5 separate regions of the Mus musculus genome follow, and regions 1, 3, 4 and 5 are each linked to region 2. A link is a loop called in an ENCODE intact Hi-C map of the cell type or tissue named here. Cell type or tissue: heart. All regions are shown on one strand. Region 1 has its middle 180 kb from the start of Gm36769. Region 2 has its middle 170 kb from the start of Gm36595. Region 3 overlaps Gm36595 (predicted gene, 36595). Region 4 holds the start of Gja1 (gap junction protein, alpha 1). Region 5 has its middle 250 kb from the start of Gm36595.

Region 1 (4,000 bases), 160 kb before region 2:
CATGGGTCACAATAGTGGTCCAGGCAAGCAGTTGATGTTGAGGAGGAGAAATGAATCAAATGGATCACGGACTAACATGTTGGTGTCACCATTTAATGTCGAATGTGGCGACCAACTGCAACCTCAGAAACGAGGATTTTCAGGGGATGTATTTAAGGTGTTTCTTCTTAACAGCTAGTTTGATCACACACTCAACTAAGTCTCATTGAGAAAAAGTTGCAGAGACTAGGATTTTTCATCTGTGACTAACTCATATCCACCACTGCACTGAGGATTCTCCAAGTTTATCGTAACCTTTACTCTGTGCCATGATATTCATTTTGGAAATACCACCTGCTGAGTTGATTGGAAAATAAAATCTGTCCTCTTCTTTACAAAGTTTCCTGGTGATGCGGTGTGATTTGAAAACTAATGTAACTCTCTGACTCCGCTACTTAGCTTAACCCAACCCCTGTGAGGGGAAACTCATAAGATTTAATGAAATTTCCATGGTTTTACTAACTTCACAATAGACTTTAGTGTTGTCCAGCGTACTCCACTTGCTTTAAGATACTCAAACACTCCCTTCCATCACCCAGCCTCTTACCAAGAGCAATGTTGGAACATGGTTCTCCAGGTTCTAAGTTGAGCTCAGGTTCAATGATCAACTAAAACTGTCAGTTAATTTTATTCGAAGATAAGTGATGAAGTGTCGCGTCCGCTCTCGACCAGCAAGAACGACACGACCACCAGTCCTTCTAACAGCAGTTTATTCAGCAAACCAGTCTTCCTCTCTCTTCTTTCTCTTTGTTTATATCTCCCAGTAATAATAATCCTCTCTCTAACCCGGGCCTCTCACTCTTATATACTCTCAGCCCTCATCCACTCACAGCAGGCCACGTCACCTCACCAGGTACACAGCTTCAGCTAATCAGGGCAGCAGGGGCATATCTCCACCAAAATGGATTCGCCAGTATCCTGGTACACCTGCGCAGCTCTTATGATGGTTGTGGCTTATATTCAGATGAGGAAGTCAGGTGCAAGTCATAAGACTTAGCTGCAGTCCCTGGCGCCTTCTTGGGACTGCCACCATACCCGCTCCTCACAACGAAGACCTCTGGATGTGTCTCTGCTGATATTTCCAGAGAAAATCCAATCAAAGAGCTTGGACCTAACCACTAGATTAATCACTTGATAGGATAATAATAATAATAATAATAATAATAATAATAATAATAATAATAAATAGCATTATTGACAGGCAATGAAAGATAAGGCATGGATCTCAGTAGGAGAAAGTGGGTCACCAAGTGTATACTTGGGACTATATCTCTCCTAACTCTTTCCTGTGTACCTTTTCTCTTGTTCCTTATCCTCCATGGAGAATCTCTTCTGTCATTTACTCCCACTACTGTGACATTTGGCACAAGTGTGTGGACTTAACACGAACTAGAATTTCAGAATCAATTTTCCGCCCCTCCATTTGTTTCTATCAGGTATTCACAACAATGCAAAAGTCATCACTTTCTTAGTGCTAATTTTCTGTCTGAATCTCAAGCTATTATTATTAATTTTTTCCCTTCCTGTTTTAACAATCACACTTTGGGGACTAAGTGTGCTGATTAGTTTTTGTCAATGACACAAACTAGACTCATCTAGGAAGAGGGACAGCAGTTGAGGACCATCACATTGGTCTGTACCTGGGTCTGGAGGATGTTTTCTTGATTAATGATTGACGTGAGGTGGCCCACCTGGGCAGGTGGTGCTGGGTTGTTTTAAAAAAATGGCTGAGCAAGCCACAGGAACACAAACCTGTACGCAGGGTTCCTCCAAGCTTCAGGCTACTTCAGCTCTTGTCTCCGAGTTCTTGCCTTGGGCTCCTCAGCAGACTCCCGCTGAAGACAGACTGGAATGTGGAAGTGTAAGCCAATGAACCCACCTTCCCAAAGTTGCTTTTCATCACTGTGGCAGAAACCATGCTAGGACATTTAATTATACAGTTTAAAATCTCAATATTATATGTGATTTAAAAAAGCACGGTGTAAAGCTTAAACATTGGAGATAATGCTAAGTGGCGAATTTAACCACTTTTGTCCTCATTTAATTTTTCTTAGGCATAAGAAATTGAAAAATCAAAGTAGTTATGCACTGATTCCCTTTAGATCCTAGACTTATGTTTGGAAATACTTTAGGATTGTTTTTGCAATGCTCCCGTTCTCGCCCCAGCCGCCTTGATTTCAGACCAGAACCCTCTGTCATTTTATTGTAGGAGCCACCCAGGAGCATCTCCCAATTGGTTTGGCGCTGATCCACAGTGTTGTCATAAGTCTGTCATCCAGTGATGGATATCCCATCCTGCACACATTCCACGTGGTGATCCAATGTGGAAGGTAAAACGTGCCCTATGACACGGTGACATTGTCTGCAGAGGATGTCAATTCTTTGTGAATATTCCCACGGAGAGCCCGACCTCTGTTCATCACAAACAGGAACTTTCTTTTCTTTTTCTTTTTTTTTTTTTTTTTAACCGGAAGGTAGAGTGAGAGAGGAAATAGTGTTGACTTCTGGGAGAAGTGGCATTGGAAGTACAGTTTGCTCTTGGAACAATTATGGGAAGCTCCACAGAGCATGTCCTTTTTACTCAGTATAATAGAAATCCCTTCCACTCCTCTGAGGAAACAGCAGTTCAAAGACAGGACACAGAGTCCTGAAACTCTGGCAACTTTTGAATAGTGTTTTTTCTCTTCCTCACTAGCAAACTGAAAGTCTCTGTGTAGGTAAATTAAGCCGCATGGGTCTCATTTCTATTTGACCATGCTAATTTCCTTTTGCATTAATTGGCTTGATCTACTCGATCCCACTTATTTATTCAACAAACGTACAGTAAACATTTTCTTAGTATTGAGCCAGTTAGTACAGATCCACAAACAAGTAAGAACTCTTAAGAAGTATATAGTCCACAAACACATGAATTGCAAACATAACCATTCTGATGAGCATCTAGGAAACATGCAACCAAATAGTGACAAGTGAGCAGTCTTTCGCCTGATAATCTCTTCCAGAGAAATCCCAACCTAAGCTTTTCTGGGCCCACAGACTGGGAGATTCAGCCTTTTTAAAATCATGTAATATATTATTTACAGTACAACATCCACCCTGCTGGAAACACACAATGTAATACTGTGCCACAGTTGGAATCAAAGGACTAGGAATAAATGCATGTTTAAAACACAATACCAAGTGATTTAAAATGAAACAATTATAGCACTATGAAATAGTAACCTAAGCACAAATTATAACAAACACATACCTACCCATGATGCTCATCTCCTACACAAAGAAAAGGAAAGTACATTAAAATAACAGTTTCTGTTGTAGAGGGATACGGGAATGGAGACAATGTATAAAGGAATTAGAAAAACAAGGAAATATTTAAGAAGGAACTTGGACTGTGTGACACAAACTAGACAATGTGCCTGACTCAGAAAATACTGAACTGAATAAGAATAAAAACTAGCTACAGTGCATAGCAGCTTGGAATAGCATTTCGTTGCACAGAGTGTTAGTAAACCTTACTGGATCCAGGCCAAGGTCCTGCAAGTGACATCTAGAATGACTGATGGATACCCAACCTCACGGTGTCTCTTAACACTCAGCAGTTCATCCTTGTCCTTGAATGGGAATTCAACTATCCTAGTAAATTAAGTTCTATTATTGGACCCTTTCTTCCCAGCAGCATTGATAACTTGTCTAATGCACACCAAATTAAATAGGGCAGGAGCTATTGAAGATTTAAAAACTGGTCCAGAAGTCACCCTTTCCTCTGGATCACAGTGTTGAAATGGACTGCAGATGCTACAAGTCTCTGCCCTTGACTGTCCTGCTCTGTGTCACTCAAGAGTGAGTGCCTGCTAGTCATCCCATTGTGATTTATCTCTAGAATTGCACACAGCCACTTGTCCTCTTCTGTTTTGTTTCCTTTAACAAAGCAAACCCCATATTTCCCTTCCTGCTGTTAGGA
Region 2 (4,000 bases):
AAACATGTCTACACACCTACTCTTGGTATGTGTTTTTCTCTCTGCAGTAACAAGCTGTAGATCACACCATTTCAGGTGAAAATTTGGATAGTCCCAGTGGAAAGAATGACTTCACCCTACCCCCTGTCATCTCTGCTGGTATCTTTTTTAAAAAATGATTCTTATCATATTTACAATGTAAAAATAACATTTTTCAAATCAATCTTTGCCCCTAAAATGCATTGCCATTGGAGTGTACAAACTGTTTCCTTTCTGATTACCTGAACAGTGTTGTATTTGCACTGTGACATTTTATCTGAGATCTGATTTCTGGCTACTTACTAGTGGTAAAGATTTGTAGCTAGCTACCAGTTCTCCCATTGCTTGTATTGTCACTGTTGGCTACCAAAAATAATCCAAAGATTGCGTTTGGCTCCCAATTATGCATTGGTAGTGAATGAATAAAATCACTGAATCAAAGTAAAGGAATAATATGGCCACAAGACAGATATACCTGTGGACAGCCAGGATGAGAAAGCCTGGAGGAAGAGTAGTCTAGAACGAGATCAAAGGCAGCTGAGTATAGAGGATCTATCGGCAACAGGGAAAGGGAAAAGAGGGGAAGGGACCAGATTTGAAACCAAAGTTTCAAGGAAAGATCAATAAGCAGTTTGTTTCAGAAAACTCATCAAACCAGGACTCTCTGCTTCAAAAGTTTATCTTAGTCTTTAGTCTGATAGATGCTACAGGAGCAACAAGTAGCATCTTGACTGAGGGATGCTACAGGAGCTGGCTAAGGGAGAGGGCAAGTGCAAAGAGTACCATGTGTAGGTTTCAGAACACTGTAGAATGAGTGCCCTTAGGAGTTAATGGGTGACTGTGAATTATGTTGCACTCTATATCAGGAGGAGAGCGTACAAGACAGAGGCAGCTGCTGCTCCTGTTTTCCTTTTCCCAGCAGATGGTCTTGCTTACATGTTCAAAGGGCATTTGAAAATGAAGGCAATACAGAGTATAAGACCTGGAAGCAAAAGGCAAATGCCGGCTAGGAATAGGAAAGAGGAGGTGGATGACATAGTGCTGCAGTGGTCTCCTGAGGCTGCCAGAAGGAGGCCAGGACAGGTGTGGTGGGGTGGAGTGGGGGGGGGGGCTTGGGGGGGAAGGGCAGAGGGAAGAGCATTTCATGGTAAAGGGTGGAGGCAGAAATGAAGGCTCAGAATAATCACTGTCTGAGGGTTTGGAGGTAAGGAAACATTTCTTTGCAAAGTTGCTACCTTCTTTTGATTCCTTGCAGTTTCTGGCTTTTAAAGGGAGGCAAATGACCACAGTTGCTCACTTTTGATTAGGATCTCAGGGAGACAATTCTCAAGGTGTGTATTTACTTTCTCATATGTCTCTCTTTAGACGTTCTGGACTCTGTTCCCACCAAAGGCAGTTATTAATATGTGCTTTGCTATAGACCTTTCCAAAAGACAGGGATATGATACTTGAAAACATAATGTTCACAGCAAAGTCAGTCATAACTTCAAACATTACCATAAGATAGCTTTCTTTCTTTCTTTTTTTAAAAAAATCATTGGTTTTTTTCTTTTTTTAAGGTCTAAAGCGTTATTTCTATAAATTAAATAAAGGAAAACTTTGTATTCAATCAAAAAGTAGTTTGTGTGTGCTACATAAAATTCTTATTTATTTTTATCTTAGATCTAAAGAGAACTCAAGTAACCACACAAAATCTTTTTAATAGTTATCACAAAAGGATATACTGCTTTTTACAAAGCTGATTTGTGTATTATGCTTTCTGGAAGCTAGTCTAAGATTGTTATCAATGTCTAATGTCTAAAAGAAGGTTTTTCTCTCTGAGTATGTATAAAATATGGAAAAGACAAAGAGAAAAGGCTCAAAATTTCTAATATTTTCTTCAACATTGCATTCGTAACTTTGAGCCTTGGTATGTCTCCAAGGAGAGGCACTGTGTCCTTAGGTGGCGCTCAGCATCCTGTTTACAGCCCTCATCCTTGTAAACCTGGAAGCCAGGACTTCCCACATCACAGCAGCAGGCTTCTGTGAGAGGTTAACATCCTGTGTAAAAGGCATTTGAGTTTCTAACATCATAACACTGTGTTCTATGAACTCGTGGGAGAATTTTCTCACCGGGGCTTAAACAATTGGCCATCACACCTTTTTGAAGTTCATAAGAGTCATTTTGGATTTCAAAGATTTCTCACTAAGGGGAAGAAAACAGGCTAGAATTTTCACACAACCATTGGACTGAGCATTGTTAGATGGGGCCTGAACACCCTTGTTGTAAATCAGCACTTTTGTGCTTTTAATAACCTTAGCTGGAGATCAGAAGTGATGAGCCAAGTTTATTGTTCTTAATTTCTTCATGTCAAGCAAGGAAACCCTATGTTCATCTAGGATGAGAACAAGAAAGAATGCAAACGTAAATGTCCTTGAGATTATTTGGCTAACACAAATTTTGGAAATATCTCCTTAAACTACTTTGCTCTATGTTAAACATCCTCAGATTTTTCCACCCTGAACGAACTTAGGACAAGTTGTCTCAAAGCCATGATTTGTCATATAAAGCAAAGCTTTAACTCTTTCAGTACAGTTTGAATTATTTATAGAGTTCATGCTCCTTAAACCAAGAAACTTAATGAGATCATGACTCTGATGATAAAGGCGTCTTACTTACACGTTTTGCCTTAGTCCATGCAGAGTCCAGTGGCAACTTGCTCTCAGTCAGTACTGGATCCTGAGGACAAGAAACTGCAGACCTGCAAGGAGAGGAAATCACTCATAGTTACTCTAAAATTAAAGTACCTATTCCTGCTTTACAGTTTATCAGATGTTTCAGCCGGATGCTGATTGTTTTAAAACTGTCTAAACATAGTGTATTTCCTAAAGGAATGTTGGCAAACTGAACACTTGCTTCTAGTGACAACATCCGAAATTTTATTAACATAAAAAGGCAAATGAGTAAACAGACACACGGTGTTCATCAGCATATGTATTTCTTAGGAAAGCTAAGCCCCTGGAAAAGTAAGTCATGATTTTACAGTAGGTTATTAAGTACTAACCATAATAGAGATTTAACTTACTGTTAAATCCTTGAAAGTGAGGAATAATAGCCTTCTAACTTTGGATATGAATGTAATTTTTCCCTCGAGTCTTAATAAAGATTAGGCATCTGTGGATAAAAACCTCACAAACTAGAGAAAACACATTTTAAAATTCACTATCCCTTCAGAAGTCTGCCCCATCGCCTTGTACATCTACCTGTGGTTTGGTTTCTCTATGCTGTCAATTGAAAAGGAACCTACTTTTCTAGATTGGAGATTTTGCTTTTGGGGTTAGAACAGCTTCATTCCCCCACTCCGCTTGTTTTTAAGTACCCCATAGTTTCAGGCTCTTCCTCAATGAAGAATAATGATTTGACTGACAATTATTTTCAGCACATGACCAAAGGCTCTTTTGAAAAAAAAAAAAATCTCAAAATAACACAGGAAATACTGAAGGGCTAATGGCTCAGACTCCTACAGTTAAATTAGACTTACAGAGAAAAAAAATTAAAGGGATGAGTGTGTGTGGTAAAGCTCTTAAGACATTTTTAATGAATATAAAGTAGTCCATCCAACAGGTAAACACAGCAGTCTGAAACATGTTTTAAGAAACTACAGGAGTTAAAAATGTGCATCAGGAAGCTGCAGTGTAACACCATGCCGACGTCTTGAGGAAATAGACTTTCAAAGCATCGATTGTGCAATGCTAGATGAGTCACATAGGAAATTATGAGCCTGAATCCTGTTAAGACACCAGTGGTTCCAATAAATGCTCTGCTCTTCTTCCCTCTCTTCCAACACAGCTGTGCTGTCTTCTTGGTTTGAGGGTCATCCAGCTGCCCATGAGTAACCACTACTAATCTTTCCTGTTGTTGGTTTTTGCTTTGTTTCTACTTAATTAATAATCCATGTAGAATTCTTGTCTTACACCCTCTCTGACTTATTTCAAGATTGAT
Region 3 (4,000 bases), 130 kb after region 2:
ACACAGTGGTTCACAACCTATGGGTCCCCACCCTTTAGTAGATCTGAAAGACCTTTCCACAGGGTTCTCCTAAGACCATCAGAAAACACAGATATTTACATTACTATGCATCACTGTAGCAAGATTACAGTCATGAAGTAGCAATGAAATAATTTTATGGTTGGAGAACACCACAGCTTTAGGAACTGTAAGCATTAGGGACTGTATTAAAGGGTTACAGTTTTAGGAAAATTGAGAATCACTGGGTTAAAGGCAATTTGAGAAGAAAAACTGTCACATCCTCTCAAGGTAGATATTAGATCTACCACATTGACTTTTGTTTGCTTGCTTGCATTTCCATTTTAGTGATTCTGGGGATGGACCCCAAGGCCTTGGCTATGTTAGGCAAACACTTTGTAACTGGACAGCATCTCTGTGATGGTCATCTTGACAGGAATATCCATTGAAATATTTTTTCATAATTCTTATTTCTAGATCAGAAAGTGAAGAGTAGCAGATTGTCCTTGATCATCTCCATCTGATTTTTGGAGATAGGTTCTCTCAGTGAGTCCGGAACTCCCCGATGCAGTTGGATTACCTGAATAGAAAAACGCCAGGGAACTTCCTGTCTTATCATCCCTGAAATGTGATTACGGCTCAAACAGGAGCCTGGCTTTAGAGGCTAGACCTTGAACCCAGCCCCCCACCCCACCCCCATCCCATGCTTTTATAGCAAACTCTTTACCAATTAAGCCATTTCTTCTGCTCCCCTCTCCGTGTTATCACAAGTTTGCTATTCATCAACAAGTAGAACATACGGAATGATATCGTAGGCAACCCAAAGATGGCCAGCAGCAGAAGCAACAGTAGCTCGTCTTCCTTCTAGTCTCTGGGAAGGAGGTTACTGCTCTATGTGCAACCTCTGCAAAGTTAGTCTGTCCAAGAAGGCTTTTGTCCAGGTGAGACCCCGCTCAGCTTCCAGTCAGCTTGTCTAAATAGAAAGATAAGGAAATGAACCTCTCACAATGACAGATGGCAATTCTTACAAGCAGGAGTATTTCTCATCTGCCTCTGTCATCCCACTTGGAGAAGGCAGCCTCACTCTGGGTGTGAACGTGGAAAGGGAGACTATGACATGACTTGTCTAAACCCCTGTTTCATAAGATGGCACCACACTGGTTTAAACATGCTGGCTTCTAACAGCCTCCAGTTAACTTTGAAAAGTGGCACACGGGAACAAACTCCTCTTGTCTTCCATAGACATCTTTCCTCCGTTTTTATTTGCTTGTTTGTTTGTTTAAAAAGCATTGTTAGGCAGGAAATAGTAATATCTATGGATTCCCTAATGGATATTATTCTCAACAGTCAAGGTAATTGATATTTATATGGTATGTGCTCTGCATTGCTTTGGAAATGCCTTATCTAGTAATTTATTTCACTTCTGTTAATGTATGGATCGAGAAGCTAAGAGGATGTGAAGCTAAAGAGTTGGAATGCAACCAAACTTGTGGGCCTGATCATAACGGCAAAAATTCCAGTCACAGAAATATCTCTGTGGCCAAACTACTGTAAACTGTCTAGTATATTTAAAGGGGGAGGGGACAAAAACAAATAAAAACAAAGATATATAATTTTTGAGGCACAATTTTTCTCTCAATGTGTTTTCTCCCAAGGCTCTTTCATTACCATATTGCAAATTAGTAGCAAAACAGAATGGAAAAAACCCAGATGTTCAAATGATCTCCTCAGAAAGCTGTCTGCCTCTCGGAATAGCCTTCCTAAAACTGGGTATATTTTTTCAGAAATGACGGCTTTCCTTGCGAGGAGGAGAGTGCAGAACGGAAAGCCTGGAATTCCTGAGCAAGGCTCCAAAATGATCGTCTTTCCTTTTACAACTTTGTTTTGATACAACTTTGTTTTGAATTTTCCGGAGCGGTACCGGGAACGTTATGAGCAGCCTATCTCTGTTGTCCGGGTTTTACGCCTTTCCTTCTGTGTTAACCTGAAGCCGGATTTCAGCTAGCCTGTGTGCAGCCCCCGCTGAGCCAAAAATCCTAGACTGGAGATTCCAGGCTTGCTTCCTTCCATGTGGCATCCAGACTGCCAGCATTCTTGCTGATTCACGGGGACAGGCTAGAAGGTTGCAGGATAGTGACCCTGTTGGGACAAGACCCGGACTTTCTTTGTAACCCCCAGCTTTGTCTAAGCTCCACCAGGGCATTTAGACTCTCTCTCATCAGCTTCTTCATCTGCAAACTGAGAATCAGCCTGGTATTAGGCACTTAACTTTGTTTTCTTTGAGGAAGTGCTTTGAACATGAGAGAAGCTGCATTTATTTTGTTTAGCAACCAACCTAAATTACTGGGGTCAGAAACAAGACACACCGTGTATTTTGATGGCACTTCTTGATTTTCCTGCTCTGCCAATCCAACGCTTACACAGACCAGCTCATCCCAGCCTGTTGCTGATCACTATCTCCCGTTTTCTTTACTTTCCGGATTTAAACTCAAAGCCTGTATGATTGAGCCAGCAAGCTAGGCTTTGAGGAATGTGTCATAGTTATGTCTCTAGGCAGACGGTTGGATCACACCCAGGAAAGCTGGCCTGACACTTCCACACATCCGACTTTAGGTCAGTTAAAAAGCTCAAAGTAACCAATATGACAACTGGAGAATTTGCAAAGCAAACTTTCTCAGTTTTAATGAGAAAAGTAAGAATTTGGTTAATTCCTGCACTATATTACCTTTTTACCAAGACCCAAGATAACAATTATATACTTATCAAATAAAGCATAAGCATGTTTGCTTCTTTTTTTAATTACATTTTATTTTTTGGTATATATATTTGAGTATATGTGTGTGAGTCCAGGAGATCATGCATGTCCAAGCTCCTGGAACTGGAGGTATATATGGTTATGAGCTGCTATGTTGTGCTGGGAACCCTAACCTGGTCTATTATAAGAGTAAGAAATACTTTTTACTGCTGAGTTATTTCTCTTGTTCACAAAGCTTAGTCAGCTCTAGTCTTAGTGATCTTTTGAGATCTGTTTGACACCAAATCACAGAAGATTCAAATTACCTATATTTAGTTCAAACTGTTTTGAATATGCTAAATAAAACACATGAAGTTTGTTGCTCATATCTTGTCACATTTTTACCGGGTACATAATATTTCAGCTGAGAATCAGAGCAGAAAATTGATTAAAAAAAATGTACTTGGGCCAGGCCTGGCAGCACAACCTTTAATGTCAGTACTTGGAAAATAGATCTCTGAGTTCAAAGCTACCTTTGTCTATATGCCAAGTTCCAAGCCAACCTCTGTTGCATAGTAAGATCCTGTCTCAAAACAAACAAACAAAAATGTACTTGAAGACATTGTGGTGGTTTATACCTGTGGCTCAGGCTCTCAGATCAACAATTGATAAATGGGTCCTCATGAAACTGCAAAGCTTTTGTAAAGCAAAGGACACTGTCACATAGGACAATTAGGCAACCCTCAGATTGGGGAAGGCTCTTCACCAACCCTACATCTGACAGAGGGCTAATATCCAAAATTTACAAGGAATTCAAGAAGTTATACACTAACAACCCAAATAACCCAGTTAAAAAATGGGGTACAGAACTAAACAGAATTCTCAACAGAGGAATATCCAATGGCTGAGAAGCACTTCCAGAAATGTTCAAAGTCCTTAGTCATCAAGGAAATGCAAATCAAAATAACTATGAGGTTCTATCTTATACCCATCAGAATGGCTAAGATCAAAAACTCAAGTGATAGCACTTGCTGGCAAGGATGTGGAGCAAGGGGAACACTCCTCCATTGTTGATGGGAGTACAAACTTGAACAAACACTCTGGAAAACAATTTGGCAGTTTCTCAGAAAACTGGGACTAATTCTACCTCAAGACCCAGCTATACCTCCTGGGTATATACATAAAAGATACCCCAACATCCCACAAGGACACTTGCTCAACTATGTTCACAGCAGCTTTATTTGTAATAGCCAGAAACTGGGAACAACC
Region 4 (4,000 bases), 220 kb after region 2:
GGGAGATAGATGTATTCCAGTAATTCAGAATTCAACACCTCACCAGGACACACCATACAATCTGTAACTAACATTTCAACACAACTTGGCCTACCTAGCAGAATTAACTAGTAGTACCCCTCTCCTCAGGTAGTATACGTCCTCATTAGCATACTTTACTTTACAGACTTTTATTTTCAGCAATCCTCATTAAAAAAAAAGAAAAAAAGAACCCCAGGCTTCCTCATGGGACACTACTGACCGTTCAAGGTTGCCCAGTGGTCTTTTGGACTGGTAAGATTCACTACCTTCCAGTCATTATTATTTGGCTTGGGGAACAAAGGAATCAAATCCACCTCCAAAGGCTGCCCTGTACGTTTTAAGTTTTCCTCTTCCAACCCGAAACCCAGCACTGGGAGGGAGGGGAAGGGAAGCTGTCTCCCGGGGTGCTCGACCAAGACTCTGCCAGAGATGCCCAGCGAGCGTTGGGTGGATCCGAGGGCACTCACGGGGAGAACTCTGCTCGGAAGTCAAGGTTTGAATTTCCCAATCCTGAACGGATTTGCCTCAGCACACGTCAGTAGCTATGGCAGGGTTTCTCGAAGGGTCTTCTTTGCCCCTCCTTCTTCCGCCCCGCCTCATTCTTGGGGAATTTCAAGAGTTTCCAGGAGTGTTACAAGTGCATTTACCAGCACCGGGACTCCCTAGGTGTTTAGGGGACCTTCCCAGGGGCTCCACTCAGCCACCCGACGAGTTTAGGCAGAGAAACCGTGAAAAGGCGACTGGGAGGGCGCGGGGGACTTCAGACTGACAACTTTAATAAAGTCGCCCACTTGCTTTCTGACCGTCGGGCCGCGAGCCTGGCCTCCCCTCCCCCCCTCCGCAGCCAGCCGTCTGGACCGCGAAGCTGGGAGGCTGCGGGAAGCGCGAACGGAGCCCGTGATGATGCTAAGACTGGGCAGGAGGGGCCCGTGCCATCCTCTGCCCTAAAGCTTTCACTTCACAACGACTCGGCCTGGTCTGGTACAGAAAAAAAAGCCCTTCAATACAGACCCACCCTGATACTTCGGTGTGGATTTAGGCCGGTCAAAGTGCTTTACAGAATGTGTTACCAATTAAAAATAAAAGCTTTAAGACGGACCCCCTTCAAGCTGCACGTTAGCATCATTTTTGCTTAGTGCTTTGCACCCTCTGATGGCTCCAATTCAAAACTGTCCTAACAGCTCTGAAGTCACTACAAGTCCGGGCACGCAGGAGGAGTTGGGGGTGGAGAGGGGGCAGCTCTTTCTAAAAGCGCAGCTCTAAAAATCCCTTTTCCCCATTCCTTCTAGGAGCTCGCGTTCTAGCAGTTGATTTTGGAAAAGCAACCTGGCACACACTGTTTCTAAACGCCCGTTCTTCCTCTAACTCTCCGTAAGTCACCACCACCCATTCAAGATTTCTCGCGCCCGGAGTTGCCAGCGTGGAGTATTAAAAAAAAATGCTGGCTGTGCAGGCTAAGAGGTTCATCCCGTAGCATCGCACAGGCTTGCACAAAGTACCCACTGTTGGTCTAAAAACTCTAACCGCAGCACCCTGGTCTACGTATTTAGTGGCTTAGTCCTGAAAAGTCTAAGAGAGAACCACGTGGAAGTCAACTGCTGCCGCAGCGTCTCAACAAAGCACTCTGTTACAAAAGGAGTCTGCAGTTTCAAGGCAGTAGAACAGGCGACCGGATTTTCATAAGAAAAAAAAGAAGCGTGTAGTGTCCAGCACTATAGGAAGCAGGCTAAGCAAAGTTGACTGAGGTGCCCCCCCATCACCCCCACCCCCGCAACACCTTCTCCATTGGCGACTACAGAAAAGTGAAGTTAGGCTCCATAACAAAGAACTAAGTTTAGTAACTTGGTCCTTCCTTCACTCTAGTTGGAAAAAGTTTGAGCCTTTTACCTGTTGCACTCTCAGCGGAACTTTTTAAACAAACCCAAATCAAACTCAGCACGTGGAAATGACAAAGGCACTTTGAAGATCGTCGTTCTACTTACAGTATCCTAAGTCAAAGACGCAACGCATTTACAAAGCATAGAAGAGTTTCCCTTACAGAAAGAGACGCTACTAGGTAAAGTGGGTTTTTCTTTTTTTCAAAACTTACTCTTTCACTTAATGAAAGTGAAGCCGGCACGCCAAAGTGGTGGAACTCCTTGGAGGCTGAAGTCAAAGGAAAAGGAGAGTTCGGGCTCTCAGACCTGTCTGTTTAAAGTTTCAAAGTCTGCTGCTGTTGGGTACTTCCCTCACGCCTTTCCCCCAATGAAAGAAAAGTGCTGATACCTCGTAAAAGCGTTTTTTAACTTGGAGCACAGAGCTTTTAAAAGTTTCAAGCCACTGACTCAACTGGAAGGAGGGGCTAGGAGAAAGGGGAGGGAGGAAGAAAAGGCGGGGAGGAGGTGGAGTGGAGGCTGGCGAGCGTGGAGCTGAGCAGGCAGAAGAAGCAACCTGGTCAAGATAAAGTTGTAGTTTCAATGTGCTGACGAGAAGGGGAAAAAAAGTAAGAAATAGCTCTAGATGTACGTCAGCTACTGCGGGGCTGTGACTCCTCACAGATTAAAAAAAAAAACTGTTGGATGGGTCATTCCTTCAGGAGATGACCACGGGCAGTGAGAAGATGTCCCTTTTAGGTCACATTTCCTAAATAATAATGATAATAATAATAATATTACAATAAATAAAAATGGGGGGGGAGACAAGGTGAACTCGTGCAGACTTGTTCTGGGTTGCCCAAGGTGTGTGAAGCTTGAGGTGGGTGTGAGTGATCTTTCTTATGACCTAATTCTCTTCCTCTTAAACCCGGACAATTAACAAAGGAAAGAGGCGGTGGGCATGGGAAAGGCATTTCACAACCAGACCCGTGGAGTGGGATGTCTACTCTTCAGTTTCTCTGCTGCTTTAGGTAGTTTTCCTTATTCTTTTAATTAACAACAAGAAGATACATGTTCTATACTATGAATAAAAATAATATATCATGTATGTAACTCTTGTCTGAAACGTTGATAGGACCTCAACCCAATCTCCAAGGAAGTGAAGATCCATATCTTAGTCTTTTTTATGCCTACAATTTAACATTTAAATCGGCAGGGAGATGCCAGAATTGTCCCCCTCCTCCTCTTCCTTCTAACCGCTGCAGACCAGAGTTGCCAGACACAGCCTGTCTCAAAACTTCTTTCTCTCTTCCAATCCTGTCCCTCGGAAGCACTTTCAGGGAAGAGATGTGGGCCTGGTGACTGCCTGCCCACAGCTTCATGCCTCTCTCATCATACCTGATGGGGTTTATGAAAGCCTGAGTCATATGACCTCATTCCTAGGGTGGGCAGCTCCTTTGAGGGTTCCCAGATGCCCCCCACGAGGGCTTGTGATAGGGCGATAAACAGGCTTCAGCGGCGCTCCTGGAGTTAGGCCTTTGTATAGGCATCACCTGATGGAGCTGAACGTCTCACACTAATGTAAATAGCAGAACAAAGGATGGCGAAGACTTCCTGGGAAACATTTTCCTGCCGAAGCACCCTCTCACTAGGATGACTAAGGGAGTGCCATTTAAAACCTCACAGTTTAAGACCCCAGCATGTTCTCTTACTTTTGAGGTTCCTTTGTCTTTAACTTAAAGAAGGGAAGTAATGTTACAGATGCAGAAACTATAATCGGACTTTCAAGGCTTTATGTCCAGCAATGAATGTGATAATGTGACATTAGATTTTTTTAAAAAAAGATTTATTTATTTTATGTATATAAATACACTGTAACTCTTCAGACACACCAGAAGAGGGCTTTAGATCTCATTACAGATGGCTGTGAGCCAACATGTGGTTGCTGGGAATTGAACTCAGGACTTCTGGAAGAGCAGTTAGTGCTCTTAATCACTGAGCCATCTCTCCAGCTCCTAGAGTTTCTGTTTTTGTTTTTGGTTTTTTTTTAACCTTTATTTATTATGTGTATTCATATATGTGTATGCAAGTGGAAATTAGAAGACAGCTTGTGAAACTGGATCCCT
Region 5 (4,000 bases), 83 kb before region 2:
TCTGAGTTCAAGGCCAGCCTGGTCTACAGAGTGAGCTCCAGGACAGCCAGGGCTACACAGAGAAACCCTGTCTTGAAAAACCATTAAAAAAAACAAAAAACAAAACCTGTTTGCATGAAAAGTTGGCTGAGGGGTTAAGAGTACTTGTTGCTTTTGGAAAGGCCTGGGAATTGAGTCCCTACACCTACATGGCACCTCACAGCCATCTTTAAATTGAATTAAAATTCAAATTCCAGAGGATTCAATGCCCTCTTCTGACCTCTGATGGCACTAGGCACACATATACATATATGTGGACAAAACACATATTCATAAAAATAATCTTTTTCTTAAAAAATAAAACCTGAAAAGTCAATCATTAAGAAATTACAACTTTGGTTATTCAAACTAACAGAAATAATATGTAACTTTAATTGAGAAGCAGTAGAAATTTAAAGCACTTTAGTATTTCCCTTCTCAAATTTATTTTACATGAAGTATCATTTTCTATAGCTAGCAAATAATTAGAAATGTTACTATGAAGACATTCTTAGAGAAGTAACTATTATGAAATGCTTTATATGAACCCCACTGTCTAAGCACTTTTATATTTGGGTTTCAGATTCCTGGTCTATTTTCAAACGGAATAGGTGGACTCCTATGACTTGTCACAGTGTTTAAACTTTTTTTTACATTCATTTATTCATGTATTTATTTATTTGTTTATTTACTGTGTGTGTGTGTGTACACTATGATGCACATGTAGAGGTCAGAAGGTAACTTGTAGAAATCATTTCTCTCTCCCCAGCATGGGGGTTCAAGGAAATTCAGTAATTAGGATTAGCAACAAGCAGCTTCAACCACTGAGCCATTGAGCCATGGACCCTGCATGATGTTTTAATTACTAACTTTTATAATGTGTCAAGTACCAGTTTTAGAAAATTACTGACACTTCTTTTTCAGCAGAGAATTTTTTTTTCTTGCTATATATGTGCACATAGGAACCTGCCTCCTTCAGCATGTTGACTTCTTTTAAATTTATGGACCATCTTATTCTGTATTATTATAAGAGATCTGGAAGAGATAAGGGAAGATGCCTCTTGTTCGTTGGCTTACTAATCATTTAGTTTAGATAAAATACAGATAAAAGCTTTGCTCTGTAGTGAACTTTTGAGCTTGTTTTATCTATATTTCCTTAGTTTAGTGTCCAAATATAAAAATCCTACAAATATCAACTAAAATCTCACTAGTTAGATGAGGGGTGTTTTGTTGTTATTTCTTCATTTATTTGTTTTATAATAGTTCCTTAATCATAAGCATAGAAATTATAGCATTACACAGAGAGACAGACAGACAGACACAGATAAAGACACAGATACACAGACACACAGAGAAACACACAAAAACAAACAGACAGGGGCACACAGAACAAAAGGGAAGAAGACAGAGAGACAGAGACACACATACACAAAGAGAGAGACAGAGAGACAGAGAGACAGAAAGTCAGAGATCAACATAGAGGCAGAGACACATAGACACAGAGAAACACACAAAGACACAGAGACACAGACACACAGAGAGCGAAAGAGGAGATAGAAAAACAGAGACACATATGACACACAACACAGAGAGAAAAAAAAAGACAGAGAGACAGAGACAGAGATGCAGAGACACACAGACAGAGAAACACACAAAGGCATGCATACACACACAGACACAGAGAGAAGGAGCCAGACACACACACACACACATACACACACACACACACACACACACACACACACACACACACTTCACAAAGTTGTTTCCTGTTTACAAGATAACCCTGGAGTCTGCTAACAGTCTCCCTCCCTATGGAAGCTTAGGTTTTCCCCCCACGGATCCTCTGAAAAGCAAGGTCATTGTATTTTGTTTTGTTTTCAGCATTTTATAGAAACGGAAACATGTCAGAGTGTCAAGCTCTCTAAATATCTTTTCACTACATGAAAGCAGAGGTGATTTTCTTTTCAGCACCTTAACACACGAAGCAAGCCTGTTCAGTTTTCCTAGTTAGAAGAAAACTCTATCTGGCTCTTACCTGAAGGAAAGAGTGAAAGACACCTGGACATCTGTGATAGTTACTAACAGTTCAAGTTTTCAGATGAGTGACAGCCCCCACCCTAGAAAATTTGAAATCAGTGCATCACGACACACTTCCCTGCCAGCTTATTGTGTTTTGAACAATAGGTGAGGCAGACCATGGGAACCGTACTGGACATGTGTTCTCTGGGAGCATGGGATGTCATTCATATATCCTGGTGGGAAAAGTAGGTGGACAGAGCAGAGTCATGGGCCTGGCAAACAGCTATTTAGGGGCGCTAAATTGGCAGGAGGAAGTTTATTTTCATTAGGAAGCTCCTTTGGAGCTATTTGTACATGCACAGAGAAACAATTTCTTTTGTATGGAATTTTTATAAGTTGCTCAGGTTGGCCAGTGTCTATCAGGGTCAAACTGGTTTACCACTAGCCTCCTATTCTACTCTTTCATCTCTCTCATGTATTTTGTATCTCCTACATGGTATTTAAGGAGTATAATGACTGACTACAAAACATTATCCTAAATGTTTAGAGGTACTTTTTATTCCATTGAACAGATGATCAGTGTACTGGCTAGTTTTCTGTCAACTTGACACAGGCTGGAGTTATCACAGAGGAAGGAGCTTCAGTTGGGGAAATGCCTCCATGAGATCCAGCTGTAGGGCATTTTCTCAATTAGTGGTCAAGCAGGGAAGGACCCCTTGTGGGTGGTACTGTCCCTGGGCTGGTAGTCTTGGGTTCTATAAGAGAGCAGGATGAACAAGCCAGGGGAAGCAAGCCAATAAAGAACACTCCATGGCCTCAGCATCAGCACCTGCTTACTGCCCTGCTTGAGTTCCAGTCCTGACTTCCTTCAGTGATGAACAGCAATGTGGAAATGTAAGCTGAATAAACCCTTTCCTCCCCAAATTGCTTCTTGGTCATGATGTTTGTGCAGGAATAGAAACCCTGACTAAGACAATCAGTTAAACACAACTGTATCTCCAAACCCCAAGAAATATCAAAAGAAAATGTATTCCAATTGTACCAACCCCTGGAACAAAGAGGGGTTCTCAAGGAGGTAGATAGTTGATAATCCGATGGGCACAAATGCAAAAAATTCTTCCATTTCTTAATTATTATTGCAGCAAAGAAAGCACTTCATAGGTTATTAAGTTAATAACTAAAAGAGTTGAAATCCTTACATAAATCATGGGAAAAGTAAATGGTTTTGTTAGATCAAATTAAAATTCCTACATAAAATTAATTGAATTTTTCTAGAATTTCACGTAAATACAGCTATGGTTGGAAGATGTTTAGGTTTATGAGTGTGTGATGTTCCTTCATCTGAAGACTTTTCTTTTTCATCCTGCCTGCTGCTGCTGCCTTATATTTCTATAGAAGATAAAGTCCTGCTGACTTCATATCAGTTACACTGAGCCACTTTACCTTCTATATACTCACGCAGGGCAGTGGAGTCATGTGATCACTTCACTTCCCAAAGGCAGAAAGCATCCACTGTGAGTCAGTGCACATCCTGAGGGAAGGACCCGCTTTCCCTTTCTGAATGCAATTCCATAGCCAGAGACCAGCCTGATTTCTCTGATATTGCAGACTTCTATTTGAGCAAAATGCCATTTCTCCTGTGATCTGGCTTAAACAAGTCATTGCCTTTAGCTTGACTGTATTTAGATTGTTCTTACAGTTGAAGAAGTGGCCCTAGTTTAAGTTTCTATGCTTTAATGGGGAAAGCATTTTCTGTTTTTTTGTTTAGTGTTATTTAATCTCCCTTCCCCCTCTTTTGAAACAGTTCTCTGTATTGCTTAGACTAGCCTCAGAATAATTTTGTAGCCAAAGATACCCATGATCCTCTAGCATCTACCTTTGAGTGCTGGGGTTGGGTTTTGTGCTCTCCACCAACTTAAATACACCCCAGCCCTTATTTTAGCTTTTTAAGGTAGATTTT

Evidence for each region. Hi-C counts contacts between places; a loop is a spot of excess contacts. Peaks named below come from ENCODE experiments on the same cell type or tissue, not always from the same donor. Only the 100,000 strongest peaks of a DNase experiment are listed, where the experiment ranks them.
Region 1: a loop joins it to region 2, with 14 times the contacts of the local background. A loop is called at or near these places in 6 of 42 quality-filtered maps.
Region 3: a loop joins it to region 2, with 2.0 times the contacts of the local background. A loop is called at or near these places in 2 of 42 quality-filtered maps.
Region 4: a loop joins it to region 2, with 10 times the contacts of the local background. A loop is called at or near these places in 9 of 42 quality-filtered maps.
Region 5: a loop joins it to region 2, with 8 times the contacts of the local background. A loop is called at or near these places in 5 of 42 quality-filtered maps.

The regions. Positions count from the first base shown.
Region 1 is chr10:56,753,356-56,757,355 of GRCm38, reverse strand. No RefSeq gene overlaps it. Among named protein-coding and RNA genes, the nearest start is that of Gm36769, 180 kb to the left of the region's middle. In heart, no CTCF peak of the experiment used is centred here; a DNase peak (open chromatin) is centred at 2,335.
Region 2 is chr10:56,598,165-56,602,164 of GRCm38, reverse strand. No RefSeq gene overlaps it. Among named protein-coding and RNA genes, the nearest start is that of Gm36595, 170 kb to the right of the region's middle. In heart, a CTCF peak has its summit at 1,960; DNase peaks (open chromatin) are centred at 2,014 and 3,814.
Region 3 is chr10:56,467,244-56,471,243 of GRCm38, reverse strand. The region is part of intron 4 of Gm36595 (predicted gene, 36595); the gene reads right to left. Among named protein-coding and RNA genes, the nearest start is that of Gm36595, 37 kb to the right of the region's middle. In heart, no CTCF peak of the experiment used is centred here; a DNase peak (open chromatin) is centred at 2,023; H3K4me3 peaks cover 576 bases; H3K27ac peaks cover 783 bases.
Region 4 is chr10:56,375,629-56,379,628 of GRCm38, reverse strand. Gja1 (gap junction protein, alpha 1) reads right to left here and starts at 2,329. Exons shown (of 2, transcript NM_010288.3): 1 at 2,111-2,329. In heart, a CTCF peak has its summit at 3,766 (motif pointing right); DNase peaks (open chromatin) are centred at 578, 888, 1,408, 2,368 and 2 weaker places; H3K4me3 peaks cover 2,931 bases; H3K27ac peaks cover 3,490 bases.
Region 5 is chr10:56,681,337-56,685,336 of GRCm38, reverse strand. No RefSeq gene overlaps it. Among named protein-coding and RNA genes, the nearest start is that of Gm36595, 250 kb to the right of the region's middle. In heart, no CTCF peak of the experiment used is centred here; a DNase peak (open chromatin) is centred at 2,286.